Regions from separate parts of the Homo sapiens genome. Here region 2 is linked to region 1. Evidence: chromatin loops called from intact Hi-C (ENCODE). Cell type or tissue: OCI-LY7. All regions are shown on one strand. Links, peaks and the distances in the headings refer to the core of each region. The heading gives the core; the rest is flanking DNA. Region 1 overlaps GMDS (GDP-mannose 4,6-dehydratase). Region 2 overlaps GMDS (GDP-mannose 4,6-dehydratase).

Region 1 (16,173 bases), core at 3,099-11,098:
TTTATTGAAACCCCTAGGATTTTGGCACTTCTTTCAAAATGTGTATTAAAACTCAGAGACACTAAATCATACCTGTGAGCTTAAAGCAGCAAAAATAATTTACTGACCTTATTCACCCCTTCAGTTGCAGCAAACTCTTTACTGTATATTTCCTGTACCCCAAGCAAGTGGAGAGTCCATTTTTTACTTCTGAACCTCTCCTCCACTCTCTCCCACCTCATTTCCCCTCAGTGTAACCAAATATTTTCAGCAACTAGAGGCCCAAACAATCTTGTTAACTTAAAAGTTTTCCTGCAGATTTATTGACCCAGCAGAGTTAAACAGGGTAAGTGTTGATCAACACCTCTCAGGTATTTCTTTAATTATTGGCCTGGCATCTCTAGAGCCTAATAAAAATTTGTAATGTGAGTTTGTAATAAAGTAACTATTATATTTATTTATTTATTTATTTATTTGGGGACGGGAAGGGAGCATTTTGGTTTTTCTAAAGGGGAGCCTCCACCTTTTGCCATAAATTGTAGCTGTAGCCTTGATAATACTGTGGTTGAACAATAAGGTCTCAAGGGCTGCTCGCTGAAAGAGATTAAACTGTAATTAAACTACACTATGAGTAAGGAGAGACGGAAAAAAGAAAAAAAAAATTGTGGTTTTCATAAAGCAGAAAAGAAATACATTGACTGGTGTTTACAGCCCAGAGACGTTTTTTGCCTTCTCGACTGCAAAACAGTCTTATTTTTAGCCAGCCAGGGTTTTGCAAGAATGCCGTATCAATCCCACATTTCTGTTCTTTGAAATAATTGCACCAAGCTGGTCCCAAATCAGCAGTAACTAACTGAAAAGCAGGAGGGAAACATTTCTCAAACATACAGTGCCGATGAAATTTGCCATAACACTATGAGTTATGTCGGCTGCCTGCATGAGGTTCCACATAATGGGAAAAAAGAATTTAACTAGATCTTAATTGAACATGCAGCTACATAATATCCTTTTGTTTAGGCTCAAAAATGGATTTTTTTAAACCTCCTTATCAGCGCAGCTATTAAATATTGTGGCTCTCCAGCTATCAGTCTCCGATCAGCACAGTTAGTGCATTTTACCTTCCAAGGAAGTGCACTTTGAGCCAGCTGGAGCACAAGAAATGTAGGAGCTGGAGAAAGTCGTAATTGAAACAGGCGACTGCTTCAGTACAGACAGGAAATAAAAGGAAGACTGGCCCTCCAATGGATTAAATTAGATGTTTCAAATTCAGACAGTATCAGGAAAAAGAAGACTTATGTTAGAGGGGGAAAAAGGTAACAGTAAGTTCATTCAGCGGAGCGCCCCCTCCTCCCCGCATAACACATGTTTTTGCTGGAATCTTACTGTGCCGCCCTGTAGGGCAGACTCGCCCAGGCCTACCTCCTGCCGAACAACAGCGGAGCAGGTCCCTGTGTTAATGTCACACTATCCTTTCTCTCCTGCCTGCCCTCTCCCTTTCAGAGGCCTTTGGTATTCTATTTCCATAAATTAGGCGTGAAATTATGTTGGGCTGAGGATACATGATTTCAGCTGTTTTATAGTTGGAAAGGAAAATCTTTTAGACCTAAAGCAAAAACATTTTTTTAAATATACTTCCTGCCTTATTAGTTTGAGATATGCCTATTATAGAAAATGCTTGCTGTGTAGAAACTTTATTATTTTTTTTGGTCTCACAGATTGCTGTCTTGTCCTTCAGTTCAAGTAATATTGATTGAGTAACGACTATAGGCAAGATCCCAGACTAACTGGTGTCTGCAAAATTGTACATTCATTAGGACAGTATTAATTTATGGGAAATGTAAATTCTCAAATGAAGACTTGTACCTCTGTTGAAATATTTGAAGAAGCTGATTTTATTTTACATTGGAATAATCTACTGAAACTTTCAACATTTTTTCACTTTAGGTGGTACTGCATCTCCGTTTTTCTATTTAGGCAAATATGGCCTTTATTAAGTACAATTTGCTTAAATATCCAACTCCCAATTTTGTTACTGGCAATGCCTGAGACAGTGGCTTTTAAGGTCAGTGGCTATTTCAACATTATAGTGTCCAGTGCCGTTTTTATTCGGGGTGGGAGGGTAGCATTAGATGAAGTCTTTCTCTGAGATGTAAATAAATAAACCACAAAATTCAACAAGCTAAAAATTACTGTGGTTCTTCTTTGTCCCCTCATGAAAGCTGATAAAGTTGAACAGTATAGCAAGTGGACAGAATTCCAACTTTCAAGCTTGAAAATGCCTTTCTTTTCTACCCTCTATGGCCCTCTGTGTGCGGAAAACATAGTCTTGGAAAAATGTGGGGCTTGTGCCCGGGGCTGCCCGCCAGAGCCAGGCCTCATTTGCTCAGGTGTGCTCACCGTTTTAGCTTCTTGAATTAAGCCCTGGGAAAATTCCTGTGCAAACATCTGCTCCCTTTGCCCTGCCTCTCCGACGGGAGTGAGGTGGGGTGGGGAATGCATCATGTGAGTGGGTTTTGCATGGAAAATGTTGCGGGTTGCCTCCACTCCAGCTGGACAGCTTTATACAGCTATAAACCTTTACTGCTGTATTAAGGTTCTATTCAAAGGGTATGAATCTCTGATATTCATGGTCCAACAAAACTGTTACTAATTACTTATCTACTGAATAGCTACCAGGATTGGCAGCTTGAATAACAATCACAAAAATCTGTGTACTCATTATTCTCCAACAAGGCAAGATTCTCATTCCTGTAAGGAGCATAGCTTGCTTTTTTGAAAACTCATGAACAAACTGGAAATGTCTACTTGTGCCCCCTTCCTCAAGAGGCCACCTTGCATAGCTTCCTCACAGAATATTTCTCTGTTCCTGAAAGGTAATTTCGGTGCAGGTCTCATAGAATAAGCACATTTTACAGCTCTGGGCAGGCTATTCTAGTCACAGGTCCTCATGGTCCGGGCTCCAGGGAGCACCTGGAAGCAGATTGTATCCCCCGAGTGTCACTTTTCAGGAGCAGGGATGAAGTGGCAGCTGCCTGCTGCAGAGATCTGTCACATTCACTACCCTGAAACAGGACACACTCTTCAAGAATCACCAATAACCAGAGTTCGCTCCTCCAGCAGTTCTTCCCAGAAGTTTACTCAGCACCTTGACATCTTTTGGTGTGACTCCATTCTTGGAGGTCCAGACCCACCTCTGTGCTTTCAGATGCAGAATCACATCCACTTCTTGCAGCTGTTTGCTGTGCTGTGCCTGCTTCACCCAGGGCTAAGGAGCTGATGATAACTGTGCAGTGCTCTGAAGAAATAGATGTCTAATCCCAGCACTTTGGGAGGCTGAGGCAGGCAGATCACTGAGGTCAGGAGTTCAAGACCAGCCTGGCCATTATGGTGAAACCCCATCTCTGCTTAAAAAAAAAAAAAGAAAGAAAGAAAAAGAAAAAGAAAAATTAATTGGGCATGGTGGCTCATTCCTGTAGTCCCACCTACTCAGGAGGCTGAGGCAGGAGAAACACTTGAACCCAGGAGGCGGAGGTTGCAGTGAGCTGAGATCACACCACTGCCCTCCAGCCTGGGTGACAGAGCTAGACTCCATCTCAAAAAAAGAAAAGAAAAGAAATGGTTGTGAGTAGGAGTCATAAGAACATTCTGCTGGCCTTTTATAGATGTCTAACCCTCCTGAGAAAGGTTGGTGTTACTATCCACTTTTTACAAATTAGTAAACTGAGACTTAAAGAGTTGAAGAAGCTCACCAATATCAATACAACCTGTGTTTGGAGTTGCTAGGGTTCACAACCAGAGTTCTCAGAATCGGAAGCTTCTTTATTTCCATATATCATGTTACTTAAACTAGACCTTATTCACCTTGGAAACCTAAATTTTATTTCAGGAGACCTTGTCGAGAAGGAAGAATTTCAGAGGCCAACCACCATATGGGCATCATCAAGCAGCCCTAGTCAAGGTGGGAGGAAGGAAGGGAAGGCTGGCCTCCTCTTCCCCTGGCCTCCTGCTCTCTTCCCTTACTGCAAAGCTCTGAATCACTGAGACCATTGCAGCTAGCTGGGATTTTAATTTTTTTTAAAAAAAGACATTAAGGTATGAATGACCTACTATCTTAACCCTTGGAGAGTCTGTTAATCTAAACAAATCTCCAACCGATATAAATGTGTGAGGAGGTATTTGAAGTAGTGGTTGAGTTTTCTTGTGTGTTCAGAGAGGGAGTCCCAAAATTAGTGTATCTAGGAACAAAGTACGCAGTTTGTTTCGTAGGCTGTAACCCTGAAATCAACAATGTGTGTTAGTGGCAACATACAGCATTAAATGGGTAGCATATGCATATATCAAGAGTCATCTTCTCTGGAGTCTCCCTCCAGTTTTAATTCTCCCTCCCTCCCCAGCCCCTCAGCCAATTTCTCTTGATTTCCTTGCTTTGCCTTCCTTCTTTCCTGACTTCTGTTATTCTAGAATGTGACTAGAAAGTAGGGAAGGAAAAGCACAGCCCTATTTTCTCGTCTTCTTTCACCTATTTCGATAATAATGAAGACCTTCAGACTTAAAAGTATATCTTGATCACAGTTTTCCCATTTAAAAATTATTCCCATCAGAGGTATCACAACTTGAAAAAGAAAACTAGACCAAAGGCAGGTGGCTGGGAGTCAAAAGGCACCGTGTTGCCAAGGCTTGAGCTTTCTTAGATATATGCCATCCACTCCAGCATATCATCGTTAGAGATTAAATCCATAATAAATTGGATGTTTTAAAGAGACTGTTTTTTATTATCTGAACATTGAGGGGAAAAGAAGGAGGGAGCGGGGGACTCTTTGCCAGCGGGAAGCACAGAACTAGCTGCCTCCCCTCACCACCCGCACCCTCCACCCTCGTCACGGCCAGTTCTCCACTCTTACTCCACCTCCAGCCCAGATCCCTGGCTCCAGTCCCTTCCCTCGCTAATCTTTGACCTACACGATATCCTAGGGATCGGTAGGAGTAAAGGTTTGAAAGTTCCTATTTGAAAACAAGTCTTAGTGATCAAAATGCCTCTTTGCTGGCTGGTGAAGTATGGACCAGGCCCAGAACACCCTATGTTTGACAGAAGTAAGTTGGGGGATTTTTAAGTTATTTGTGTTCCAGTACTTTCCATAAGGAAGAAGTATGTTTTGAAGCAAGCAAGATACAGGTTTGTGTTGCCACCAGTGTGTCATAGCCTGCAGTTCACACACCCGGTGTAGGTGTCAACAAAGCTGTCTCGTATTCTCCAACAGTATGCGATGCCAAAACCAGAAAATGGGATCTGATTGCAAGGGAGGCACTGGCAAAACAGAACTTTACAGTGCTCGGTTCTGTTTGACATTTAGGGGACATTCGCTTGGAGGACTCCCAAACAAGTAATACGCCAAGAGAAGGGATGGCTTCTGCCTTCTCTTGGAGATTCAGCGGGTGGCTGGCTTTAGGCAGAATTACAGAGCCTTCTGATCCAAAGGAGCCTCACGCTTCTACCTCCACATGGGCCTCACTCACATTCCAGCTACGAGAAAGCCTGGATGCTCTTCCAGACCCACCCACACAAAAGGTTTGCACAAGACTCAGTGGTTCTACAGGTTCTGCTCTTATCTGAGAACTAAGTACAGAAACAGTTTCTTAATATTTCTTTAAAAATCTGGTTTCTTTTAAAATTATCCACTACAGTGACTTATATGAAAATCATACCACAGTGTGGAGTTGCATCTTGCAATGATAGCTTTTAAATTCTTAAAACTTTTAAGACAGGAGTGTGTGTGTGTGTGTGTGTGTGTGTGTGTGTGTGTGTGTGTGTGTGCTCTGTAATTAGAAGTAAATTTATACATCAAAATTTAAGCAAGGTTGTTCTTCAGAGTGCAGTCACAGTTAATGAAATTTCTAGAACTTTGGAATGAGTGCTTTTCTGAAGCTGGTACAAACTGAGATCGAAACCAAAACTGGAAAAATGTGAAAACTTTGTGTCCTTTGACTCCTTTGTTCAAGAATTGCAGGAAGATGTTTTCCAGGAGTACTTTTGAATATATAAAACCAGGAAATAACTATGTGACATTCCTAGCATTAGAACTGAAAAATGAGTCAGAGACAAAACTGAAACAAACAGAGACATCAAAGTGTCTGTTATCAAAGTGCAGATGCCTTGACTTGTTAGCAAACCTGTCCTGGTATATGCCAAGGCATGGGATCTGGTAATTATAGAGGACACTCCAAGCTGTGCCCATTGGGGTCCACAAATGCACACCTTCCCTTGTATTTATGTGAATGGTGTCCCTTGGAACATAATTTCTGAGCTTCCTGGGTTCAGATACCGGCTCTGCCACACATCCTAGCTGTGAAATGCTGGCCAAGTCTATTAAGTTCTTTCTGCCTCAGTTTCTCTCTATGTAAAATGAAGATAATATTCATACTTACCTCATAGGATTCCAGTGGGAAATTAAACACATTAATGTGTGTAGCTTTGGACTGTGACTATTTTAAAATGTTAGTAACTCTGATGATGATGATAGTACTGACATATACTTGCCACTGTGCTTTTCATTGTACAAATCAAAACATCACAAAACACTTACTTGAGAGGAGCTTTCAGTTTCATAGAAAGTCAGCATAGGTGGACACAAGTCTATTAAAATATTTATGACCTAAGCTCAAGAAGGAAGTGAGAGAGTTCTTTTTACCTTTTTAACATGTGGAGTTTACCAGATACACCTGTGCTTATAGCAGGCCAGCTATAACATTTAAATGACAATTTTTCCACTGACTGGGGGGTGGGGACGCTTTCATGACAAAACTGTTTCACCTCAGATCATCAAGCATTAGAGTTTCATAAGGAGTGTGCCACCTGGATCCCTCGCACGTGCAGTTCACAGTAGGGTTCACGCTCCTGTGAGAATCTGATGCCTTGGCTAATCTGTCAGGAGGCAGAGCTCAGGCAGTAATGCTCGCTTGCAGGCTGCTCACCTCCTGCTTTGCGGCCCAGTTCCTAACAGGCCATATACTGGTACTGGTCCCTGGCCTGGGGTTTAGGGATCCCTGCTTGAGCACACAGCAGTCATGATCTAAGGATCATTTGTTGGGCATATAGTAACACCATTCTTCCTACATTTTTGAGCCATTTGAATAAACATTCCTCACTGAATCAGATCACTTTTTTACTGACTTACTGTAAGGGAATGGGTAAAGCATCTGATGAGCGTATCAAACATCACTACAGTTTGAAGGAGCTACATCTTTCCTAAGTGCAGAGGAAGGAAGAAGCTTGTTCTCTGCTTCCTCAAGTTTTTCGCTACTAAAACAAAGTGAGCATTTGAATGGAAAACACAGCAAATTAATATTTTATGATTGTTATTTTTAACTGAAGCGAGAGGGTCAGTGAATTATTATGTTGCTAATGGAGCAAGTGTATGTAGAAGTTCAATATTAGAAGATTGAAATAAATTTTGAGGGTTGTGATTTGAAGTCATATTATCCCAAGGAAATTTTCCAAAACAGCATCAAATCTGAGCTCCCAAACATGACTTGATCATTATGAGCATTTGGGGAGCTTTATAAAATTAGAGTTTCCTGGGCCCCTCTCCAGTATACCTAATTGCAGTCTGCAGGCGTGAGGCCTGAGAATTTGTATTTTTTAAAAGTGCCACAAGGGTCTGAAAATACACTAAGAGTAGTCTATAACCTGGACCAGCTTCACTTTTTATCCTATTTTTTGAAGATCTATCATACTGAAAAATGACAAGTTTCATACTTTTTCTTACATAGATTTTTTTTCCTACATGTCTTCCTGCCTAAGATTTAATGACTACAGATCCCAGATCTCGGTAAGCCTACAAGGAGGAACTATGAGGCTGGGTGGACTTCCAGAGCCAGCATTCCAGGATCTCTTCCCCAGAGCCCTGTCCACAGTTCACAGCTGCAGAGCCCTCCAGGTCCTGTGGGGTTGTTGAATAGAGAAGCATACACAACCCTGTGCTTACATGGGGAGAAGAACTCTTTCCGCTGAAGCCACACCTCTGGTTACCACTTTCTCTTCCGATACAGGCATCCTGCTAATTTGGTGGAGTTTGTAGAGAGAAGAGAACTGGCCAGTCCCCGCCTTCCCCCCATCTCTGGCCTCACTGTTTATTGGGTCACTGTGACTATGCAGATTATATATTTCGGATAAATTATTAGCATTCATCTGAGTGCTTATTTAGGGTCCTGTTGCAAATGTTTCTTGAATATTTTAAAATTAAGGAGATGTTTAAATTGAGTACACTGAAATGTGGATGACTGTTAATGTGAATGAACTGCTTTCAGAATAAGAACATTTATTTACAAGTTCTTTAAATTGCAAAGCTTATTATACCATTGAAGCATTTCATGTGAACTTTCTGTTTTGAACTAATCTTTAAATTTTATTTGCATTCAAAGCATATTTCCTCCTGATTTGCCCATTTCTCATTGTTTGATTATCATTTTAAAATCTGTAATGTTTCATTCACCTTTTAATTTTTCCCCAATAAGGAAATACAGTTTATGAGGCACGCATAGATACTCTTCCTAATAAATGATTTAAGAGAAATATATGCATATATGCATCATATATCTGTATGTATATATACAGATATATGGGAAAAGGGATGAATATTCAGAAGGAAGATCAGTAGACTCCACACAGTCATTTTAGCCATTAGACTAGTGTTGTATGCATTAGTGTAATTTTGATGCCTTGTGGGTTTTAGATATAACTGGGAATTCCTTAAAAAACAAAAAATCTGTACCTCAGAGTCTTTGGTAGCATGTAGAAGTCTATGTATGAAAATACATTCATTTTTGATGATGATGATGATTGTTATTATTTTTGAGACGGAGTCTGACTGTGTCACCTTGGCAAGAGTGCAGTAGTGCTGTCTCAGCTCACTGTAACCTCTGCCTCCCGGACTCAAGTGATCCTCCCACCTCAGCCTCCAGAGTAGCTGGGACTACAGGCATGCGCCACCATGCCTGGCTAATTTTTGTGTTTTTGTTTTTGTTTTGTAGAGATGGGGCTTCGCTATGTTTCCCAGGCTGGTCTCAAACTCCTGGGCTCAAGTAATCACCCACCCCACCTCAGCCTCCCAAAGTGCTGGGATTACAGGGGTGAGCCACCGCACCTTGACCCCAGCCTCATTTTAGATTACTTAGGATATCATCGTCCAGGTGCAGTGGCTCACCCCTGTAAATTAACTTTTAAATACATTTAATCTAGAATGGACCATCTGTCTCCTTTTCAGAGGTTCCATATGATTTTTATATATTTGGGATAAGAATGACGTGTCCCGAATAGTACACATATAAAGGTCTTGTCAGGAAATGTATATAGCTCTCAATCAATCTATAAAATGATTTGGGTACCATTGTTAATATCCAGAGTTGAGAGGAAGTTTTGAAAATGATATTTAATCATTCCTTCAACCCAACAGTGTTAACCCTACTGTGTTATGAAGTCAAACTGAGGCCAAATTCTCTAAGGCTAGTACATTTTCTGCAGCTTCTCAGTACCAGATTTGACCTCAGATTCTGTCCCTAGACATAGAACATTCCATGGTTTCGACCACCAACCAAACACCCAGCTTTCTATATAATGCCGTAGTTTCCTTTCCCTGTGATTTTTGCTGATATACATGTGTCTTTGTTTATTTAAATGTTTTGTACCACCTCAGTGGTTTATATATGGTGCTGCAATTTTCCAAGTATTTTTTTTTTTGCCTCAGTGAAGTTATTTTAGAGAATATCTTAGATTAATAAATCTTTGGATTAGAGTAGACATACGTAAATGGGATTTGGAATGCAATTATTTAACTGGAAATCTTCATGGGTTTATCATAAAAGGAGAAAGAACCCTCTAGGTGTTGATAGGGCATTGGAAAAGTGGCCAGTAAATTCATTTCAAAATGTTAGGATAAACTCCTCAGATAGATCCAAACATTATATTTTGTTGTTTCTTTTTTCTCATCCTCCTGGGATAATCATTCACTGACCCAATCTTTGTTTAGAAGTATCCGTCTTCATCCCCTGTTCACTTAAAATGAAGTTATTCCCACGTAAGTGTGTAAAGCCCTTTCCATCATTCCACTTCTACCATTATTGGCGACTCTGTCCTATAGACCTAAGCACATTATATTTTAAACTGAGTACAAACATTTCTTCATTTTTGGCAATAAGCTGGTCAAACTTTCTGTTTTTTTAAAATCTTAGACATTTGGGAGAAGCACTGAGATGTGAGATACACTGGCAGGGAATTTGTGTTTCTCCAGGAATACTAAGCAAAATGAGAAACCCAGAATTCCAGGTGACCATAAAATTGCAGAGAATGAAGGAAAAGGGTAGTAATTTTCCTCTACGTGGCTTTTGACTTCCTTTGGCATTTTAAAGTAGGAAGATGAGCTGCCTTCACAATAAACTATATGTATCACCTCTGTACACAAGGTACTCCAGTCTCCACCTGCGGTGGCTCAGAAACATCCAGGTGTCCTGGAGTTGATGACATTCGCTGACATAAAAGCAGACTCATCAAGTCCATGGACATCTTAAAGATCATAAGTCAGATTTTTGTTCATGAACTTCTTGAAAGAGGTCATTTAAGGTTTCCCACCCTGGTTCAGGCCTACTTTAAGGGGAAATGGAATTTATAAGTTTATCTGAATTTCTTGTAAACTGTTCTGAAGTGAGCTGGAACTCTTAAGCTCATGTTAACCTCTATCTCTATCCCTAGAACAGATTCATAGGCTCCTAAAGCCGTCCTGGAGTAGAGAAGTACCTCACAAATGCATAGTCATTTTATCATGGGTTCTGAGACTATCATAGAACACAGGACATTGGGGAATGTATCATGACCCAGGAAACTGCCCCACAGTGCCCCTGGAGGAAACCTGAAGAAGTCGTTTGTTGAAACTAGAAGAGATCACTATTGCAGTGAGTGTAGATAGGGAAAGGGCATCAAGAAAGGGGTGAAGATGAGATACATGGGGATTAGAGGATATACTGAAGAGTGAAAACGTCTAATAAGAATTTCATAGTGAGAGATGGAAAATATAAGGAAATTATCATATGAATATGTGAAGAAAATTTCCCAGAGCAGAATGTAATTCTTGAGATTGTAAAGGCTGTGTAATTGTCCAGCTCAGTGGATGAACAAAGACCCACACCAAATACTGTTATTGTCATATTTCAGCATTGGAGTTAAAAAGAAGATCATAAAACTTCCAGAAGTACAGATTTCAGACACATGATCAGGAGTAAATTTGGCATTCTATCAATATTGGAATAAGAAGCCAGTAGAGCAAAACCACCCTCTAAATTTTGGAAATGACTTTTAATTTGAAATTCTAAACCAAGTCAAGGTATTACAGATATTTTCAAACACATATCATTTTTAATGTAATTATCCTCCATGTACTTTTCTGAGAAAGCTATTGGTAGATATACTCTACCAAAACAAGGGAATACATCAAGAAAGGTGAAGGTGTAGTATTCAGGAATAGTTGCAGGAGATCCAACACAGAGAGAGAAGGGAATTCTCAGGATGACAGCAAAGGAAGTCCCAAGCAGACAACAGTAGCTGGTCTAGGTGAAACGATCAGTATCGAAGGTGAAACAAACTGGATTGAACACTGATCCCTTCAAGAGAGATGTTTCCAGGAGAAGAGTATAAAGGAAGCAGTAGGTTCTCTGACAGGTTTGAAGGTATGAAAAATTACATTGGCATGTGTGTTATAGAAAGTTGGAGAGTGTGAGAAAATGATATATAAGGAAAACTAATCCGAGGAAAAAAAAAAAACTAACAGTTAAGCCTGGTGGGGAAAGGGGATGGGTTTTTAAAGAAAGGAATGAAATCATGTTATACTAGTTGACTCTGAAGAAAATAATATTTATATAGAAACTAATAATTGCTACTATGAATATAGACTTAACCAAAAATTGAGAAGTAATTATAGAGGGGAAGTGAGTTTAAAAGTATATAAATATGCTAAAAATTCTGTAGTGCTGTAATAAGTCAGTAGTTAATTCCTCAAATACATCGATCAGGAGATAACAGAATAGACACATCATTTGGCAAACTATAAGTATTGAAAGGGGACTCTGAAGAGTCTGGCAAGGTGGGAGGAGCAAGAAACAAGAGATTTCTGTTTTTTATTATCAGTCTCATCAATATTTGACTTTCTATATTACTTATATATGCTATTTTGATTAGATTAAAAATTCATTAAAAAATGTGTCATTTGGCTGTATATTATAAACAGTAGTAAAGTTTAAAAATATATTCAGGTTTAATCTTTCCTAAAAACACCAAAATGCACGTTGTATTCTAGGAACAGGAAATAATATGTTAATTCCACTTAGGAGGAAGGGAACAAACCATACTTGTTTCTTATTTTTTCTGATTTTACAAAACCAGTGACTTAAAACAACACTGCTGTGGACTGAATTGTGTCTCCCCAAAATTCATATGTTGAAGCCGTAACTCCTAATGTGATCGTATTTGGAGATGTGGCCTTTGGGAGATCACTAGGTTTAGATGAGTTCAAGAGGCCAGGGCTTCATAATGGGATTAGTGTCCTTATAAGAAGAGGAAGAGACATCAGAGCTCTCCCCCAGCCCACCACGGTTGAGAACACAGTGAGAATGCAGCCACCATCTATAAGCTAGGAAGAGCATCCTCACTAGAAAAAGACCATGCTGGTAGTGTGATCTCAGAAGTATAGCCTCCAGGACTGTGAAAAAATAAATTTCTGTGTTTAAGCGCCCAGTACAAGGTAGTTTGTATTGGCAGCCCAAGCAAACTGAGACAAACACAAATTATCATCTTACAGTTCTGGAATCAGAAGTCCAAATGAGTGTTATAGTCAAGGTATCTAGCAAAGCTACATCCCTTCCAGAGGCTCTGGGGGAGAATCTGTTTCCTTGCCTTTTCCAGTTTCTAGAGGCCACCTGCATTTCTTGGCTTGTGGCTCTCTCCAGTGCCTACAAAGTACATTCTCTGTCCTTTGCTTCCATCATCACTTACCTTCTCTGTCTTCTGACCTTTTGCCTTGTAGCCCTTTGATGACATTGGGTCCACCTAGACAGCCGGGATCACTCCCCAACTCAGCATTCTCTTAATCACATCTGTGAAGACCATCTTGCCATGTGAGGTAACATAGTCACTGATTAGGAGTTAGGGCATGAACATCTTTGGGAGGCATTACTCAGCCTACCACAAGAGGTAAAGCAGGCAGCAGCAGAACTTCTTCACACTTAATCCCTAAGTATCACGATTGTTGTCAATGAACTGGCATTCACTGAAGACCACATATTCCTCGGTACATGTGGATATAAATGAAAATTCAAATCATACAATTATATATAGCTACTATAGAAAAACATATATACTATACAAAAACGATATATACTATATATAACCGCTATAGAAAAACTATAGAAAACCTCGATATGTTGGAAAATTTGGAAACTTCATGTAAAATTTGCCTCATGAAATTTTTATCTGCTTGTTTCCTTTAAAACAGGTAGGTAAGCCAACAGCAGCTACGAGTTTAGGTGCTAGAGTCAAAGAGTTTTAAAAGCCAACTTCACTTTCTGTGTGAATCTGAACAAGTTACTCAGCCTCTCTACATTTCACTTTTGCTTCTTTATAAAATAAAGAAAATAGTAGTGTCTGCCCTACTGGGCTGTGGTAAGACCATGCCTAACTCCCATGGAGACTTTGGAGGCATTCAGTAATTGTGAGCTCTTATTATTATTATTGCTAATTATTGGCTCATCTTCTTTTTGAGAAGAGGGGCTTGTCTAATAAGCCCTAAATGCTGAAAATTTCTTTCTGAGCTGTCATACTGGAGTGTGACCATTTATTTCTGGATTTCTCACCAAGTGAGTAGGATTGATAAGATTGTTGACAGAAAGAGTGAGGTTTTCGGGATGACTCTGAAAATGTGAGAAGCAGTTCATCAAAAATAATAAGAACTTTCATAGCAATAAATGCAATGTCATATATTTAGGAACAGAAAAATGTATCTTTATGAATACGAGATGGGGAAAGACTGATAGAATATACCAGAGTGGATCACAAATGATAGAGGCTCATAAATATAAGTGTGATATTATTTAAACAGATATGCCACTTCTTTAAATGCTAGCATAATATTTAGCTATGCTACCAGCAGTAAGATACAATTAGAAAGTAATTTTAGGCTGGGTGTGGTGGCTCACACCCACAATCCCATCACTGGGAGGCTGAGGTGGAAGGACCACATGAACCCAGGAGTTCAGGACTATCCTGGGCAACATAGTGAGACCCCATCTCTACAAAAAAAATACACAAAAATTAGCCAAGTGTGGTGGCATGCACCTGTAGTCCCAGCTACTAGGGAGGCTAAGGTGGGAGGATTGCTTGAGCCTGGGAGGTCGAGACTGCAGGGAGCCGTGATCGCACCACTGTGCTCCAGCCTGGGTAACAGAGCAAGAGCCTGTCAGGAAAAAAAAAAAAAAAAAAAAGAAAAAAGAAAAAGAAAAAATAATTTTTTGTCAAGTTCTATCTAACTTATATAATAAAGAATTTGGCCTTTGTCCTGATTCCTAGGAGGGAGACTACATCCTTGGCATTTCCTAAGTAATAGGAGCGTCTCTGTAATTCATGGTGGGCCCCTGTATGGTTTCAGGGTGGGGGCTGGCCAAGCTAGATAAGCCAACCATGGGCTTAGAGAGTCAGGGCCTTGAGCCAAGTGAGGTCAGCATACGGCCAGTGGTTCAGTCAGTCATGACTATGTAATGAAACCTCAATAGAAACCCTGGGCAGTGCAGCTTCTGGGTAGTGAACACGTTGATGTAATAAGGGGGTGATGCATCTTGAGCACATGGAAGCTTTGCCTTTGGGGCCCTTCCAGACCGTCCCCTGCTGTCCCTTCATTTGGCTGGTCCTGAGTTGTATCCTTTCTAATAACACTGTCATTACATGACTATTGTGTCCTGAGTTCTGTGAGTCATCCTAGCAAATTATGAAACTTAAGGTGGAGACCCCTCAGGTTTATAACCAGTTGGTTATAAGTGCAGGTGACCTGGGGACCCGCAAACCGGGGCTGGTGCCCGAAGTGAGGGCTGTCTCGTTGGGGATCATGCCCTTCAGTCTGCAGAGTCACTTCCTAACTCCAGGTGGGTAGCAGCAGAATTGCTTTGCAGTTTTACACTAACACATAGAGGAAAATGAAAGGGTGTCCAGAGATCTAAGTTAATTAATTTTTTTATTTTAACTAAAATCCAACAAATGGCTTTTGAAAGAGTTAAAATTATTTGACCTAAAATATAGAGTTCCATTAACAGCATTTGAGCCAAATTCCAGCATTTGAGAAACTTGGATATTTCTTAATGACTAGATTGAAGGTTAGCCCTAAATTAGAGGTTTGTGAAAAAGGAGAATTCTGACAGAAGCTCTTTTTCTCTTACCTGAAGTAATGAAGTCATCACCTGCAGGTCTTATTGTTCCCCTTCCATTGCTAGTGTAATATCAGAAACTACCTCTTTCTTGTAACTATTTCCAGGCAGATCTTCCCAGACATTTCTGCCAGGAAACCCCAGGATAGTAAAGCCTGTGAATGAATTGATGCATACCTCTTAGGAACCAACAAAATGCCCCCAGAATTAAGCCATTCATGTGCTACTGCCTCCCTTTAACTCTTGTCCCATTGCTTTTTAATTTTGAAGAAATTGAAGAATCTATTGGAGTACACAGTACGCGTAAGACATCCTTTACCTGTGCAATTCTGCCCTGCATTCTTTAAGCCTGCCTGTTCCTCCACCTCCCTGGTCTGAACTCTGGATCGCCCTCCCGACTGTGGCCTTGGTCGGCTCCCAGTCTTTGCCTCTGTCTCCCTTACTTGTGACTCATGGTTTCCTCTCTGTGCCTGTTTCTGGCTTGCTTGCCAAGCCTTTCCTCATTGCCTGTCTAACCTCCACATGTTAATATTCCAATTTGACATCTGGGCGACTGAGAGCAAGGGTGAGCAACCTGCCAAGGCTGCACGGTGGGCAGTGGCAGGTCTGGGCTCCCAGTCTGCCTGTCTCGGGTTGCCTTCTCCACACTCTCCCATGCCACCTCCCACTAGCCGCACCTCCAGCACCAGGCGGAGGTCCACATTTCAGTCCTGTACACACTCCTCTTTGAAAAATGATGCATTT
Region 2 (16,173 bases), core at 4,364-12,363, 57 kb after region 1:
TATCCTAGAAAACTGATTCAGAATGATTAACACAAGACTAGGAGCTGTTCGATTTTATATTGTTTCTAGGGAAGAGAAACATTAACCCCAACCTGGAGTTTTTAGCTGTGTATTCCTGGCTAGAGTTAAAAGATAAAGGGCAAAACAAATTTTGACATTGCCTCTTTCTTTCAGTACATATGGTGTTGATATAGAATGATATGTTAGCAAAGAAAGAAGCAAGAGCTATATGGCTTTCTGGGTTGTGTTCTTTTATTTTTGGTCCTTTGATTAATTTATTATCTTTTTTTTTCTGTTCAGTAACGTCGTATCTTTAAAACGTCTAAAAGTCCCTTAATCTAAGGAATCCGTGTGACACAGCGTTTTTGCCCAGGAAGAAAATAGACATAGCCATAAGGCCAGACTTTGGTTTCACACTGTTTGTTTTTATTAGTATAGTTTTATTAATTAAAACTAACCCAAAGACCTAAGACCTACCTATGTGAATTCCACAAAGAATAAGGCTTGGCTGACCACAAAACTACTGGAGGTCCTGACTCAAACTAAATACCAGGCTGCCATCATGAAAACAGCTACTAAATAATGTTTAGAGATGAAACGCATGTGAATGGGTACACACTGGGCATCCTTTCTCTGGAACTTTAATTTCCATTTGTTCAAATTTCCATGATTTTTATTAGAGTTATTTCATACATGTTCTCCCCTGAAATGCGTATACATACATAAGTGTGTGTGTGTGTGTGTGCGCGCACACGCATGAGCGTGTGTGTGTGTGTAGTTTTAAGGTTTTTGTGACAGTAGCACGTAAAGCACAAAAGCACCAGGGTGAAAAAGTAACAGTCAAATAGACATAGTTAAACATAACCTTCATTAACAAATCTTGTTATTCATGGATGCCAGCTCAGTTAATAAGTGTTTGTGGCTTGGATACTGAACTGGAGGTTAACGTCGAGGTGGAAGCAATTGTAGAATCCAGATTTTTAAGACAAACACACATCCCACCACAGAAGGCATGCACGGAATCAGGTGTAGTCAGTCGGCTGTGGTGATGCACTTTGAGTGTTCTCCTTCATTGGTCCAGCTCTGAACAGCCACCAGAGCTGGCAGCTTCCCAAGCAGGGGAGTGGCCCTTCCTGAGCCTCCCAAACCACTTCTGCATCCACCCCTCAAATTACCAAATGGGAGACTGTGAGAGAGGAGTATTTTTATTTGACATTTTAAAATTTAAGTTTTGTAGGCTGGGAGCGGTGGCTCACACCTGTAATCTCAGCACTTTGGGAGGCTGAGGCCGGCAGATCACAAGGTCAGGAGTTCAAGACCAGCCTGACCAACATGGTGAAACCCCATCTCTACTAAAAATACAAAAATTAGCCGGGTATGGTGGCGCACAACTATAATCCCAGCTACTCGGGAGTCTGAGGCAGGAGAATCGCTTGAACCCGGGAGGCGGAGGTTGCAGTGAGCCGAGATTGTGCCACTGTACTCCAGCCTGGGCGACAGAGCAAGATTCTGTCTCAAAAAATAAATAAATAAATAAATAAATAAAACTAAAGTTTTATTTTTACTTCTCCAAATTGGATTTGTAGAACAGATAGATTAATTATATACTTACAGAAGAGTACGTGTCCAAATTTAAGTAATATTTATACCCATCTTGACTTGGCCATCAAAAGTCAATGGTCTGGAGTCAGATTTCCCTTGAACTTCATTTGCTTAAAAGCAAAATGAATGCAAGACATGATTTGAAAACTGCCCTGTTTTTTTGGCAATTAAGGGACATTTTTATGTTAAAGAATCTGAAGCCCTGGCACATTCCTTAACTGATTTGCTTTCCTCTCTGTGAGATGGATTAAAAAACAGGAGATTTTTTTCATGTGCACTGGTAATCAGGTCAGGACTGAAAGTAAATAAGTATTTGAGGAAGTGGACAAGTCAGTCACATCCTCAAAGGACACCAAAAGAATGCAGGAAGACTGTCTTTTTCCTCCTTCATTCCTTGAGAGACAAAGAGAGAAGACTGACCTCTAAAACATGTAACCTCAACACTGTTTCTCTAGTCAGAAGCCAAAGCTGGGTGGCGATTTGATCACAGAGTGTGGCCTGGCCATGTCATGGGTCATGTGGTCCAGCATGTGAACAGGAAGGTGAGAACGGGTGAACTTTTGCCTCAGTTGTGCCATCCATCAGGGAATCAATGGAGCACATCAACGTGTGCAGCTGTATAAGGAGGCGGATGGCTGCGTCCTTCTCACACAGGGGCCTTTGTCTCCTGGACATGATCTAGCATTACGACGGGATGCACTCAGCCTCGGCTTTGTGGTGAATTACTAACCCATTATCACACCAGAACACAGGATCATTTATCTTCTAATCCAGAGTGTCACCTGTTCTTCATTTACCAGTCAATAACCATTAATTATGCTCAGTGGAAATTTAAACAAAGCCCTATCCCTCTGTTGAAACCAGTAAACTATTCAGTAATAACAAATAAATCTGGAGTTGTATATCCTTTCTCTTCTCATTCCCAGACTGGAGTCTGGTACAATATGAACTTTAGAGGAAATGCCTAGAAATTGATAGGTCAAAGGCCACAGATAGTCTGATGGAGAAGAAAAGAGCAGATTCTTGGCTCTTGCTCTAGTAAAAGGAGAGGCCCTGACTGATCCCTAGATTCCTGCCGGGAACAAAACAAGCACCAGGGGACCCGGGCCGGTGTTTAAAGTGACCCACCAGTAGCCAACAGTCAAGTTTCTCCAAGTGATCCACCAGTAGCCAACAGTCAAGTTTCTCCAAGTGACCCACCAGTAGCCAACAGTCATGTTTCTCCAAGTGACCCACCAGTAGCCAACAGTCAAGTTTCTCCAAGTGACCCACCAGTAGCCAACAGTCATGTTTCTCCAAGTGACCCACCAGTAGCCAACAGTCAAGTTTCTCCTTTTACATTTTTAGCACGTCCTTGTCTTCTTTCACATGACTAAAAATAGGACTTTTTTGAGACCACTCTAACACAGCGGACTGTTTCTAAAGAAGTAAAATAAGCTGAGTGGCCCTGAAAGACCTATTTGAGATGTTATTTTTAGAATGGAAATTTGAGTCAAACACATTAAAGTGTATTTACCCCCTTACATCTAATCCCGCAGAAGAACGTTCAGATAGGAATTCTAGCCATAGGCATCATTTAATTTTTCCTAAAAATTCTGAAGGTATTTTGGCAAAAGCCAAAATAAGTTTCTGTGTGTGTGTGTGTGCACGTGTGCCTCTGTGTGTGTCCACGGGTACACTCGTGCGCCCACTTGGGTGAAGTGGGAGGCTCAGCTTAGTTGGGAAGCGGGCCAAAGGGCAGGCCCGATCCCGGTGAAGCCACCATACTGTGTGCATTGGAATTCATTCCAGTGGCTAGACTTGGGACCCTGGTCCGGGACCTAGAGAGAGGTCAGCATTCCCAGACAGATGAGGAGACAGGGTGTTCCAGGCCGCGGGAATTTCACTTGCAGGCACAGACCTACAAGGAGCAGCTGCTCACTAGGCCTCTGCTCGTGCACACAGGCCTTGGTGCCCCTTTCAGAAAGACACCTTGGGGAACTTCTTGACAAACGGTGCCGAGCCTGGGCTGTACTTCAGATCTCATTGCTCTCCTCAGCCCCCAGTGTTTAACAGTGTTCAGGGAGCTACCAAGCCATTGTAGACTCCATCTGCTTGTGTGGACTATCCCAAAACAGTGAACAACTTGTATTTCATGCCTTTTAAAAGCTCATGCTTTATCATTAGTAGTAGTAGTGGTAGTATAACATTTAAAAAGTCTTGTGGCTCAGTTCACCAACCATGATTTCTTAAGGCAAAATGAAATTGCAGGTATTCCATTAATGTGAACAAATATGTCTTCTCGCCAAGATAATTTCTTCCGTCAGTTACTTTATAGAATATCACTGACTTGAAACTATTACCATTGTCCCAACCAGCATGCCACATCTCCAAAGCATATAAAATAGACCAAAATCTTGTCTTCCATATGATTTAAAACAATCTTGTAATAGACCAAAAATACAAAAACATACACAGGAAATAACTTCAGGTAAAAGAGAAATTATTTTAAATTTTATTTTTTAGAAGTTTTCTACAAATTCCAATGAATAAAAAGGAAATTAAACTTTTTTGGTGGCATTTTCTAAGAGAAAATAGGCTGGCTCATTGATTTTAGCAACTTCTTGTTTTTGGCTTATCAAGGAACAACTTAGGGAGACGCAAACCAAACAGTTTTGTTTAAATTTTGCTGGAACGAGAGTTCAATGCACATATCATTGGAGGCTGTGTTATAATTAAGTCCTTACTGTTTTTACCTATTTTATTTTGAGAAGTGGGTGGAAGTGATGAAAAAATAGAGATTGATTTTTTTTTGTTTTGCTTCAACCTTTTTTGAAGAGACATATTCCTGTTGGATTCCTGCTACACTTATTTTTTTTTTTAAATCTTCATCTCCTATCTGTATTAAAAAAAAAAATCTTTAAGGTGCAATTGCGAGATACAGGAACTCCAGGCCTATCTGCTGTTGGTAAAAGCTAACCACGGGGAGCGGGGCTGCGCTGGTGCCACCAGTCAGTATCTTGGACATGCAGTGGCATTTTTGCCCACCAGACTCCTGGCTCCTACTGAGAAAGTGAACCTGTATAGACATCCATTTTTTTTTTTTTTTTTTGAGATGGAGTCTGGTTCTGTCGTCCAGGCTGGAGTGCAGTGGCGCGATCTCGGCTCCCTGCAAGCTCCGCCTCCCGGGTTCACGCCATTCTCCTGCCTCAGCCTCCCGAGTAGCTGGGACTACAGGCGCCCCCCACCACGCCCGGCTAATTTTTTTTGTATTTTTAGTAGAGACGGGGTTTCCCCGTGGTCTCGATCTCCTGACCTCGTGATCCACCCGCCTCGGCCTCCCAAAGTGCTGGGACGACAGGCGTGAGCCACCGCGCCCTGCTAGACATCCATTTTGATGTGGAAGTTGAGCCCCTGGCCTTGAAATGCTGCCTTATGAACCCATTAACTCTGGGATAAATGTTTTCATTGCCTCTCAGACAGCTTTTTTATAATAGTAGTACTCTCCATTACGTGGTTGTTTTTCCATTAATGATTCGCACTTACTTTGTTTTTTGACTAGTACCTTCTCAACTTTATTGTTCAAAAATTAAGTTCTACTTTTGAGGACAAATACCTGTCTTTAAATGGTTTTTTTCCTTGACTACTATCTATGATATGAAGAAAAATTAAACAGTGCTTTTAGAACTGCTCTTTTTGTAAATAATACCATAAAAAGGTTATTTGCCATAGACACTGCTTCACATCACATTCCTCTACGTTGTGGTCTGAGGACCTGCACTATGAGAATCACCTGGGATGTTAAGGATAAATATTCTGAGAGAGAATCTCCAGGCCTCTGAGCCCACCCCTCTACGGCTGCAGCCCTGGCATCCACACCAAGAAGTTCCTCATGTTATTCGGATACTCAGTAAAAGTTGGGAGCCATTGCTGTTGTGCTTAGAATATGCTATGAAATTCATGCTCATGTTCCAGCTGTCGATGTCCATATCTGATTATGTGCACTGGAAAACAATGTGTGGCCACTGAGTGTGACTTCAAAGTGAACTTGCCTCTCTTTCCCTCTAGGCTATGTGGTTGATGTTGCAGAATGATGAGCCGGAGGACTTCGTTATAGCTACTGGGGAGGTCCATAGTGTCCGGGAATTTGTCGAGAAATCATTCTTGCACATTGGAAAAACCATTGTGTAAGTATACCTGAGAAATGACTACTTGTAGCTCTCTGGCAGGTATGCACCTGAGCTTGCTGAAGCCTCGGTTCTGGCTGTCATCTTCCCCCTTCACTCTCCTGAAGAGCAATACAGAAAGTTTCAGTGTAGAGTGGGGCCTTTGCTCTGCTCTGCATCCAGCCCTACTTGTGTTATTTGTCAGATGTTGGTCAGCATCTAAACCAAGTTTTTCCACATTTCTTTCATCTTTCTTTTAAGATGTTTTTGGCCAGGCGCGGTGGTTCACGCCTGTAATCCCAGCACTTTGGGAAGCCGAGACAGGAGGATCATGAGGTCAGGAGTTCAAGACCAGCCTGACCAACATGGTGAAACCCCATCTCTACTACAACTACAAAAATTAGCTGGGCGTGGTGGTGCGCGCCTGTTATCCCAGCTACTCAGGAGGCTGAGGAAAGAGAACCGCTTGAACCCGGGAGGCAGAGATTGCAGTGAGCTGAGATCATGCCATTGCACTCCAGCCTGGGTGAAAGAGCAAGACTCCATCTCAAAAAAAAAAAAGAAAGATGTTTTTACTTTCATTTATTTTTAAATACTATTTTATTTTACTTTTTTTAGTTTTAAATGTTTTGTCTCAATATAAGCACCTTCTTTTTTTTTTTTTTTTTTTTTTTTTTGAGACAGAGTCTTGCTCTGTTGCTCAGGCTGGAGTGCAGTGGTGCGATCTTGGCTCACTGCAACCTCCACCTCCCAGGTTCAAGCAATTCTCCTGCCTCAGCCTCCCAAGTAGCTGGGATTACAGGCATGCCCCACCATGCCCAGCTAATTTTTGTATTTTTAGTAGAGATGGGGTTTCATTGTGTTGACCAGGCTAGTCTTCGAACTCCTGACCTCAGGTGATCCACCCGCCTTGGCCTCCCAAAGTGCTGGGATTACAGGCATGAACCACCACGCCTGGCCAAAAACATCTTAAAAGAAAGATGAAAGAAATTTGGAAAATTTTCCAAATTTCTTTCATCATGTTATGTGAAAGAAGCCAGACACAGAATGACAAGTACTGAATGATATCACTCCTGTGAAATCTAAAGAAAGATGATAGAGAAGCAGAGAGTAGAATGGTGCTTACCAGAAGCTGAGGAAGGGATGGGTGGAAAGAGGCTGGGGAGAGAATGGTAAATGGGTACAAAGTAACAATAAGATAGGAGAAATAAGTTCTGGTATTCTGTTGTACAATAGGGTGTCTAAGGTTAACAATACCTATTGTATATGTCAAAATAGCTGGAAGAGAGAATTTTTAATGTTGTCACCAGAAAGAAATATGTGCATGAGCTGATAGAGATACACTAACTACCCTGAATGGATCATTATACAACATATACATGTGTCAAAATATCAAAATGTACCCCATAAATGTGTACAATTATAATGTGTCAATTAAAATTTTAAAAACAAAAATAAGAACACTCAGAAAAAGAGATACTGCCCAATTATTTTGTGAACATTTTGTCTCAATATACTTCCAATTTTATGAAAAATATTGACAATTCGTGGCCAAGAGTTACATAAATTTGTTTTGCATGAAAACTTTGTGCAGGAAACTAATGACATTAATTATAGAAAATTAAGGCAAAAATAAGATCTTTTTCAAATTTTACGTATAATATGGGGAGTTGGAAAATAGCATATAGATAGGAAGCAAGAAGATATAAAATAATCTTTGAAGTGTAATTTGGTTATGTTGATTCTTTTGGCCTTCTATTTTATTTTTTAAAGAAGATACCTCATTTTTCAAAAAAAAAAATTGGCCTTCTTCTCTTGTGGACTGAAAAATGCATTGTTGGATTGATTATGTTTGGAATTGAGGGTTTTTTTATACTTTTCAAATATAAAATTTATGTTGCTTCTAAGTAACCCTCCTTTTTTTTTTTTTTTGAGACGGAGTCTCACTCTGTCCCCCAGGCTGGAGTGCAGTGGCACGATCTTGGCTCACTACAACCTCCGCCTTCTGGGTTCCAGTGATTCTCCTGCCTCAGCCTCCCAAGTAGCTGGGATTACAGGCATGGACCACCACGCCCATCTAATTTTTGTATTTTTAGTAGAGACGGGGTTTTACCATATTGGCCAGGCTGGTCTCAAACTCCTGACCTCAAGTGATCCGCCCACCTCGGCTTCCCAAAGTGCTGGGATTACAGGCATGAGCCACCGCACCTGGCCCAAAAATTTTAATTAAAACGTATAGTTTAGCAGAAATTAATATCTGCCACTCTCATTAATTACTTTTTTTAATAACTCTCTAACATATTTTAACAAATTTATATTGTATATGTGAATAACACAGATTATACTTAAACAAGTTTAATGAGAAAAATAAGATGTAAGCATAACATCTTATTCTTTAAAAAATATGTGCACTTTTGTTTATGTTCTCTGTAGGAATCAAACATGACATTTTATTATTAGGAGTGTCCTGTTATGCTCCAAAAGTTGCGAAGGATGATACGCATGAATTATTTTTTAAATGTGTGAAGTATCTATGCTAATAAAGGCTTAAGCATAGTGAAACTGTTTAGTACTATATTAGGAAAGGGAGAAAAGTGAATGGACTTTCCCAGCAGTCAGAGTTCTTCTGTTTTTCAGGAACTGAAACTGAACTCAGAGTAGCCTTAGGTACCTGGTGCTCCTTCAGGGCCCCTCTGCTTCTTGGCTCCAGTGCCCTGGGATGTTGCCTCCATCCCTCAGCTGCTCCCCATGGCAGAGGGCAGTCTAGACTGCCTTTCTGGGGACACAGCCTCACACAGTCAAAAGAGGAATAGAACCTTTAAGAACAATCCACCTAGAAAAATCCTGAGGAAGGACTGTGGCTGGCCCTTGTGGGTCCTGCAGTTATCCCTAGACCTGTCGCTGTGGCCAGCGTGGGACTGGATCCCAGGCCTTGGCCTGTTTTCAGGGTGTGAGGATTCTGGGATGAGCAGCCCCACTGAAAGTCCACTGTTTGAATGCGGGGGAGCAGGGTCTTCCCCTATAGCAGGATGCTATTGCAGAAGAACGGCAGGATGTGCTCCAAGACAGACAGAGACAGCCCATGCTCACCGCGGCACGCAGGGAGTGGTTAGGGCGAGCCTGGAGGCATGCCAGGAGCCGCACCCCTACTGTGTTTAATTTCCAGGGCTGGGGCACTATTGCACTGAGAAGGAAACTGAGGCACAGTGCAGTTCAGTGCTCTCCCCAGGTCACACAGCAAGGGAGTAGCAGAGCCAGGGTCTGAAATGAGTATGTTGTGACCCAAGACGCTCCTCTTTCCTTTATGTGCACTTTTTATCCTTCTTGTTCATATGCTGTCAAAAAAAACTTTGTGATAGGATATTTGCAGTGAACACAGACCCAGGTCTTCATGCCTGTGGGCATCGTCTCCTTCCCAGGTTATCCTCAGTGCTCTCAACAGCTGACGGTGCTCTGTAAATACTTAATTAAGCACAAGTGGATATCCCAAAAGCCAGCTTATCCAGAAAGTCCTCCCAGAAACACCCACTGTCATCCTGATTTCCGCAGATTTCATGGTTAGCCTTATTCCCTCTCATATGGTGGGGACAGCTTGAGGGAAACCACCATGCTTCCTCCCTAGAGGCTTGTTGGAGCTGTCCAGCTAAGGATGAGGAGGATCTGCATTCAGCCGAGAACATGGAGAGGGAGAGGAGCGATTGATTTGAGTCTTAGAATCAGCGGGATTTGGTGAACAGCCAGATGTAGAGGGTGAAGGACAGCCAAGCTCTCTAGTCTCATTAGCATTGCCATTAATTAAGCTAGAAAGCTTTCTGCTAGCTCAGAGTTCTACTTGTTGTGCTTTGTGTCCTTGCCTCATATTACATGAGGCTGTACCGTATCAGACACACCAATCAGCATCTGGAACATTCTCACTTTTGCTATTCTAAGCTCTGCTGTCTCTTCCCATTTTTGTTATCGTTTTTAAAATTTATCCGTTGTAATGTTCTCCGAAAAGGCTTGACACGTGTCGCCATCTGTATATTTAGAATCGACACAGATATTTCCTCTTGAAGTCTTTGACATCACTTGAGTAATTTGAATAATTTTTGTTTTGCATTTATTAGAAAATAGCACATTAATTTGAGTTTGGGTTAGTAGAAGATATTCGGGGAAGCAGATCAGTACCACATGCAGTCCTGATAAAATGTAAGGTAACGTTTTAAATTCTTACACAGTCATTTGTATTGAGAAAGGCAGCCTTATGACAACTGCTTTCTTTTGATAGCATCTGTGTGTGTGTATGTGTGTGTGTATGTGTGTATATGTGTGTGTGTATGTGTCTGTGTGTGTGTATGTGTATCTGTGTGTGTATGTGTGTATGGGTGTGTGGTGTGTGTGTATATGTGTGGTGTGTATGTGTGTGGTGTGTGTGTGGTATGTGTGTATGTGTGTGGTGTATGTGGTGTGTGTGTGTGGTGTGTGTATGTGTGTATGTGTGTCTGTGTGTGTGGTGTGTTTGTGGTGTGTGTGTATGTGTGTGTATGTATGTGTGTATCTGTGTATGTGTGTGTGGTGTGTATGTATCTGTGTGTGGTGTGTGGTGTGTATGTGTGTGGGGTTGCGTGTGTATGTATGTGTGTATGTGTGCATATCTGTGCGCGTATCTGTGTGTGTGGTGTGTCTTTGTGGTGTGTGTGTATGTGTGTGTATGTATGTGTGTATGTATGTGTATCTGTGTGTGTGGTGTGTGTGTATGTGTATGTGTATGTGTGTGTGTGTTTGTGGTGTGTCTTTGTGGTGTGTGCGTGTGTGTGTATGTATGTGTGTATGTATATCTGTGTGTGTGGTGTGTGTATGTGTATGTATGTGTGCGTGTGTATCTGTGTGTGTGTTTGTGGTGTGTGTGGTGTGTGTATGTGTGTGTATTTTTGTGTGTGTGGTGTGTGTGTGTATCTGTGTGTGTGGTGTGTATGTGTGTGTATCTCTGTGTGTGTGTGTGTGTGTGTTTGTGTGTGTGTGGAGCACATTGCATTGTTGGGGCTCTTTTTAGTGCTGTGTTTTGTTTTTCCTTTCACATCAACTTACCACTAAGTATGTAGTGTGAAAAGGAAACACTTTTCTCCTACAATTAAGATGATAGTAGGATAACCCAAACAGGCAAATACTTGTCTTGACTAATTTTCTGTCATTAATCTTGTTAAATTTTGAGAAGAGAGTTGTAAGAGTACCCTACAACCAGGTGAGAACCAACATCTGCTGCTTGTTGTCGTTGTGGGAGGTGGGTAATGTTTCAGACATGGAAAGTGTTATTGTAGTCTGTGGTACTGAATTTACATTTTCAGTAAAAGTAACAAGGGCAACATTGTTATACATCAGAAAAGAAACCCATTTCTAAAATCCTCCTGGCAGAGGTAACAAGCTGTTTTGTGCTCATGCACCTTGCTCCCTTCATTTGACACTGTTTCCTGATGGATGGGATTTCTGGACCCTGGGTCCTAAGCTTCATGAAGCCTCTGGAGGCCGATCTTGAAGACAGCTCCTGAGAAGGAAGGCCTGGCAGCAGGTTCCAGGGGGTGGATCCTGCAGCCAGTGTAGCTACTGTAATGCATTCCTCGGGAATTTGCAGAGCTTGGGACTGTCAAACTCACTGTGGGAGAGCACATCCCTCCACTCAGTCAGTTGTTGGTGATGAACAGAACTCTCATGTAATGAGCCATACTTCTAAGGGTTCTATGTAGGGGCAAAGTCAGGAGAAGGAAACTCACTGCAGCTCTGTATTATTCCCTAACCTTTCAATGTGGTGTGTTTAGACCAGCCACCGTTGATCCCTGAGATAGATTTAACTCCCACCTCAGCAGCTTGCCAAAGCTTCTTTTGATGTCCATGCTGTGACCAGGTGGAGTAAAATCTGTGACACTGAGTGATGGAAATATAACTCACCTTCATTCATCGTCACTCAAAATCCCCATTAGAGCTAGAAAAAGCAGTCATGCTGAGAAAACCTGCGTAGAGTCCCATGAGAACTTTCTGGAGAGACTCTAAAGGGACTCACACCTTCAAGAGTATTCACATTATATTTGGTCATCATAAAGAGGTTGGACTTTTCATATAAGCTTCAAGTTACCATTTAAATGAGGTCTTCTTCTCTTTTTCTTCTCGCTTTCTTCCTCTCTGTCTCTCTACCTCCCTCCTGGAAATCTGAATCCTACTATCATTTATGTTTCTGAACTTCTAAGATGCTTAGATTTTTAACCCTTAAAAAACAAAATACTACAACATAAGGTGATGTTGTAGTGCCTTTGTTGGAGCAACAGACTTTTGAATTATTGGCACCTGCAAGATCTAAATAGAGCCCTGATGTCATGCTGGGCTGTGGGTCTGAGGCAACCCTCATTTCATTTCATAGGCAGTTGATGCAATTCACCAGGTCGCGGGCCCATTTTCCTTCTTAACTAAGGGTCTGTTAGATCCTCAAAATAACTGCTGCCTTCATAAGTACCTAAACAGCTGGCACAGCACCTCACACCTCTTAGGTGCTCTATAAATGTGTTATTTGCTCATCTAATTTCCTCTCAATGCCAAACTAATCAAAGAGAATTGAAAGAGATTTCCTAGCCCTGGAGAAATATAGACTCTAATTGGGTGTCAATTAATAAGAACACATTATTTACAAATATCTGTGCAAATATGAAGACATTGTGCAAATTTATTATATTGATACTGAAGTAATAGCCTCACAATCATGATTGGAGTTATGTTTGCAGAAAGTTAGATGTAAGCTGGACCTTGTCCAGATTGGGAGATACGGATGATAGGAAGGAGGAAGACATTCCAGGTGGGTGGGAGGGCATGAGAAAAGGCATGGAGGCAGGAGCTAGTGCATTGTGTGTGGGCACTGGGTAAGCTGATGAGCGAGGGTGGAACAGCCTGGCCACACTGGGCTCGTCAAATGCCTGCTCCTACAGTTCCGTCTGCTTCTCCTGGCCACTTCCCACTCATTCTTCAGGTCTTAGCTTAGGCATCCTCCCTCTGACCAACACCCTGCCTCCACCTAGTCTGTGCTAGGTGCCTACCTCCTGGCTCTGACAGCACCCTGGCTCTCTGCCATCATTCCCTCACAAGACTGTGGTGGCCATAGACTGCAGGCTCCTTAAGGACAGAGACATGTCTAGCTTCCACATACCCGTGTCCTTAGCAACTGGCTTAGCTTACTGGCTGGCACCTAGCGGGTGCTTGGTGAAGATTTGTGGGGATGGGAGGAAGGGAGATGGATAGACACAGTCGTGTAGGTGAAAGAGGTGCAGATGCAGATGGCCCAGAACAGTGGCAGCGACTCTGGGGGTACTTGGGCACTGGTCGTTTTGGCACACCTACTCACTGTGGCCCCTCAGGAAGCCTCTGTAAGTTTTGCTTCCCCCACACAGCAGAAGCTCCATCCTTATCCACTGGGGGTGGCTAATATGCCCCAGTTGGGTAAATATAAATGAAGCAGGCAGCTGGAGCGCATTTAATGAGCTGTGCGAGGTAGCGTGGACACGCTGAGGCTCTTTGAAATGCTAGCTCTGCGTCAGAAGATCTGTTCACTGTCATTTTCACAGCCGAGGAGAGCCATCTCTGGTCTTGTCTTCTTGTTACCATTATCATTATTATTATTTGATCTCTTCAGCTACCCTCAGTAGCACCACCTCGCAAGGCTTTTTCTGTTGAATTCATCTTCCTAGTCTGACTTCCTAGGGATGAAGCATAAGAAAAGGCTGTTTAGAGGGGAGCCTCCCTATTAAGTAATTTCTCAGTCCTACTGCTAAAAAGAAGAAAGCAAGGGAAGTATTGACCAGCTGACCACTCTTACTGAAATTAATGTTTGAGGAGGCCTCCCCACAAAAATGGCCATGCCCTTTTGAGAGGGCACCACACCTTTCTGGCTCAGACCACGTGAAACAGGTGTTGTCTGGGCCCAGGGTGGGGCAGCCCAGAAGCCTGGCTTGGCAGTCTTGGCTCCAGCACCCCTTCCCCACGTGCCATCTGTAAATTGTTCAGCCCTGTGAATTTGTGTTCTTCCATTTATGCACTGCAGATGATGGTACTTGCCTGCCTCTTGGCATATGAATTCAGCAAGTGACATTCATAAGGGCCCCACGATAGAGAAATCACAGAATAGATGTAGGCGTTAATCTTAAGAAGTGCCTTCTACATGAACAGCTGTATAATGGATTTAAATTTCACATTTTTTGTGGTAGATGGTTATTCCTTAACTACAACATAACACCTGGGCTGAGTACTGCCAGAAGCCCCTTACTTAGAATAATTATCATAAATAAGATGGAAGAATTCTAGGCATGGATGGAGGCTAACCAGCCTCCATTTCAGTAGCAATGCAAGAGGCCATACACAGCTAAGGTTCTCATAGATCCAGGGTTCACCGTTTACACTAGCGCTGTATTTTAAATGTTAGAGTGCTCTGTGATTAAAGCAGTGCTTCCCAAGCATAAAAACGGCACCCGCCCTCCTTTCCCCTGTCCCACTAGCAGGTCGCCCCGATGCCCCTTGGAAGAGTGCCTCCTCCTGGCCTATGGCCTCAGCCCTTCTGCCTGCTCAAGAGGCTCAGGCTGCCGCTCAGCCTCCCCACTCAGCCCTGGCCCTCTTTTTTTTTTTTTAAGACAAGAGTCTCACTCTGTCGCCCTGGCTGGAGTGCAGTAGCACGATCTCGGCTCACCGCAACCTCTGCCCCCCAGGTTCAAGCAATCCTCCCACCTCTGCCTCACAAGTACTTGGGACAATGGGTGCACACCACCACCAGGCCCAGCTGGGACAATAGGTGCACACCACCAGGCCCAGCTAATTTTTGTATTTGGAGACCTAACATGGTTTCACCATGTTGCCCCGACTAGTCTCAAGCTCGTGGCCTCAAGTGATCCGCCTGCCTCGGCTTCCCAAAGTACTGGGATTACAGGCATGAGCCACTGCATCTGGCCTCTGGCCCTCCTTTGAGGCTCCCTCTCGTCTTTTATAGAGGCCCCTTCAGAATCGGGGTCCCTCCAGTCACTGCCTGGCCTCTCTCTCCCCCTGTTCTGCCAAAAGGCATCAAGGAGCCACCTCCACACACAGCCTCACCCCATCCATTCAGCTCCCGACACCCTATCCAAGTAGCTTTCTCTGATGTGCCCAGGGCCCTGCTTGAGTCCCTGCATCCTCCTGACATCTGCCCATCATCACAGTTTGGCAGTGCTGACCGCCCTCCTCCCTGGGCTGCTGAGGTCGCATACTTCACCTTGGCCTGCCTCTTCCCAGGGTTGCCTGCTCTGTCTTCTCTGCAGATTTCATCTGCCCACCCTGTTAGTGGCTTCTGTGGTGGTGCAGGATCTGGAATGTTGATGGAGCCAAAGATGTCATCCCCTCCCCATCCAGAGGCAGGGTGACAGGGGAATCCTGTAAGGAAGTGCTGGGTCTGTAGCGGAGCTAGTGTGACAGAATACCCATCTCTGGGGCAGAGCTCAGGCTGGGGTGTGCTGAGGCCCATCTTCTTCGTTGCAGTCTCGCTTTCTCTGCAACGTAGAGGGGCCTGCGGGGAGGGGGTTTGTCACTCACATCTGCTACTTACAAAGCTCACATTTGTAATTCTTTTTTCCCTTCTTTATTAGATGTTTTTGTCCAGTTACCCCAGCACCCTAGTCCTCTAATCATTCTACAGGAGTTCTCACAAATCCCTGCTGTCTCCTACCCCTGCTTCCTCCCTGCCCATTTCCCTGGCTAAGCCCATCTGCTAGGGAATGTTCTGTGCTCTGCTGTTTGGGGTGCTCTGTGGGCCCTTTCCGACATACAGAAATGTTTGTTGTTCTGCTGTGGTACACTGTCTTATTTAAAGATAATTATTTGTTTCTGGAAATTCTATTGTACTGTATTACAATTATTTTGGCATTTATCTCCATGTTTCCAAATAACATGTCGTTACTGATTTTGCCCTTCTGGGACTTATCTGTCGGCCTCCTCTTATTCAAAACAAGAGTTTTGCCCTCTTCTTCTCCCCTTGACCCATCCCTCCGTTCTCTTAATACTCAATTGTTATGTTTTAATTTTGGAGTCAAGTCAATATTTAGTGCTACATTACCATGACTGACGAATGCTATGCATTCCAGTAAACCACATGTATTTTATCTTTTTTTATTTTTATTTGTTTATTTGTTGAGACGGAGCCTCGCTCTGTCACCAGGCTGGAGTGCAGTGGTGCGATCTGGGCTCACTGCAACCTCCGCCTCCTGGGTTCAAGCGATTCTCCTGCCTCAGCCTCCCGAGTAGCTGGGACTACAGGTGCCCGCCACCACGCCTGGCTCATTTTTTGTATTTTTAGTAGAGACAGGGTTTCACCATGTTGGCCAGGATGGTCTTGAACTCCAGACCTTGTGATCCACATGCCTCGGCCTCCCAAAGTGCTGGGATTACAGGCGTG

The links. Peaks named below come from ENCODE experiments on the same cell type or tissue, not always from the same donor. Only the 100,000 strongest peaks of a DNase experiment are listed, where the experiment ranks them.
Region 2: it touches region 1 in a loop (8-fold over the local background); 2 of 110 quality-filtered maps call a loop at or near these places.

What each region holds. Positions count from the first base shown.
Region 1 is chr6:1,787,856-1,804,028 of GRCh38, reverse strand. All of the region lies in intron 7 of GMDS (GDP-mannose 4,6-dehydratase), which reads left to right. Among named protein-coding and RNA genes, the nearest start is that of FOXC1, 190 kb to the right of the region's middle. RefSeq lists an enhancer at 6,645-6,824. In OCI-LY7, for the core only: CTCF peaks have their summits at 10,663 and 10,866; DNase peaks (open chromatin) are centred at 6,748 and 10,868.
Region 2 is chr6:1,732,063-1,748,235 of GRCh38, reverse strand. It overlaps GMDS (GDP-mannose 4,6-dehydratase), which reads left to right. Exons shown (of 11, transcript NM_001500.4): 8 at 5,650-5,768. Among named protein-coding and RNA genes, the nearest start is that of FOXC1, 130 kb to the right of the region's middle. RefSeq lists an enhancer at 8,231-8,570. In OCI-LY7, for the core only: no CTCF peak of the experiment used is centred there; DNase peaks (open chromatin) are centred at 8,375, 8,815 and 12,145; H3K4me3 peaks cover 2,129 bases; H3K27ac peaks cover 3,657 bases.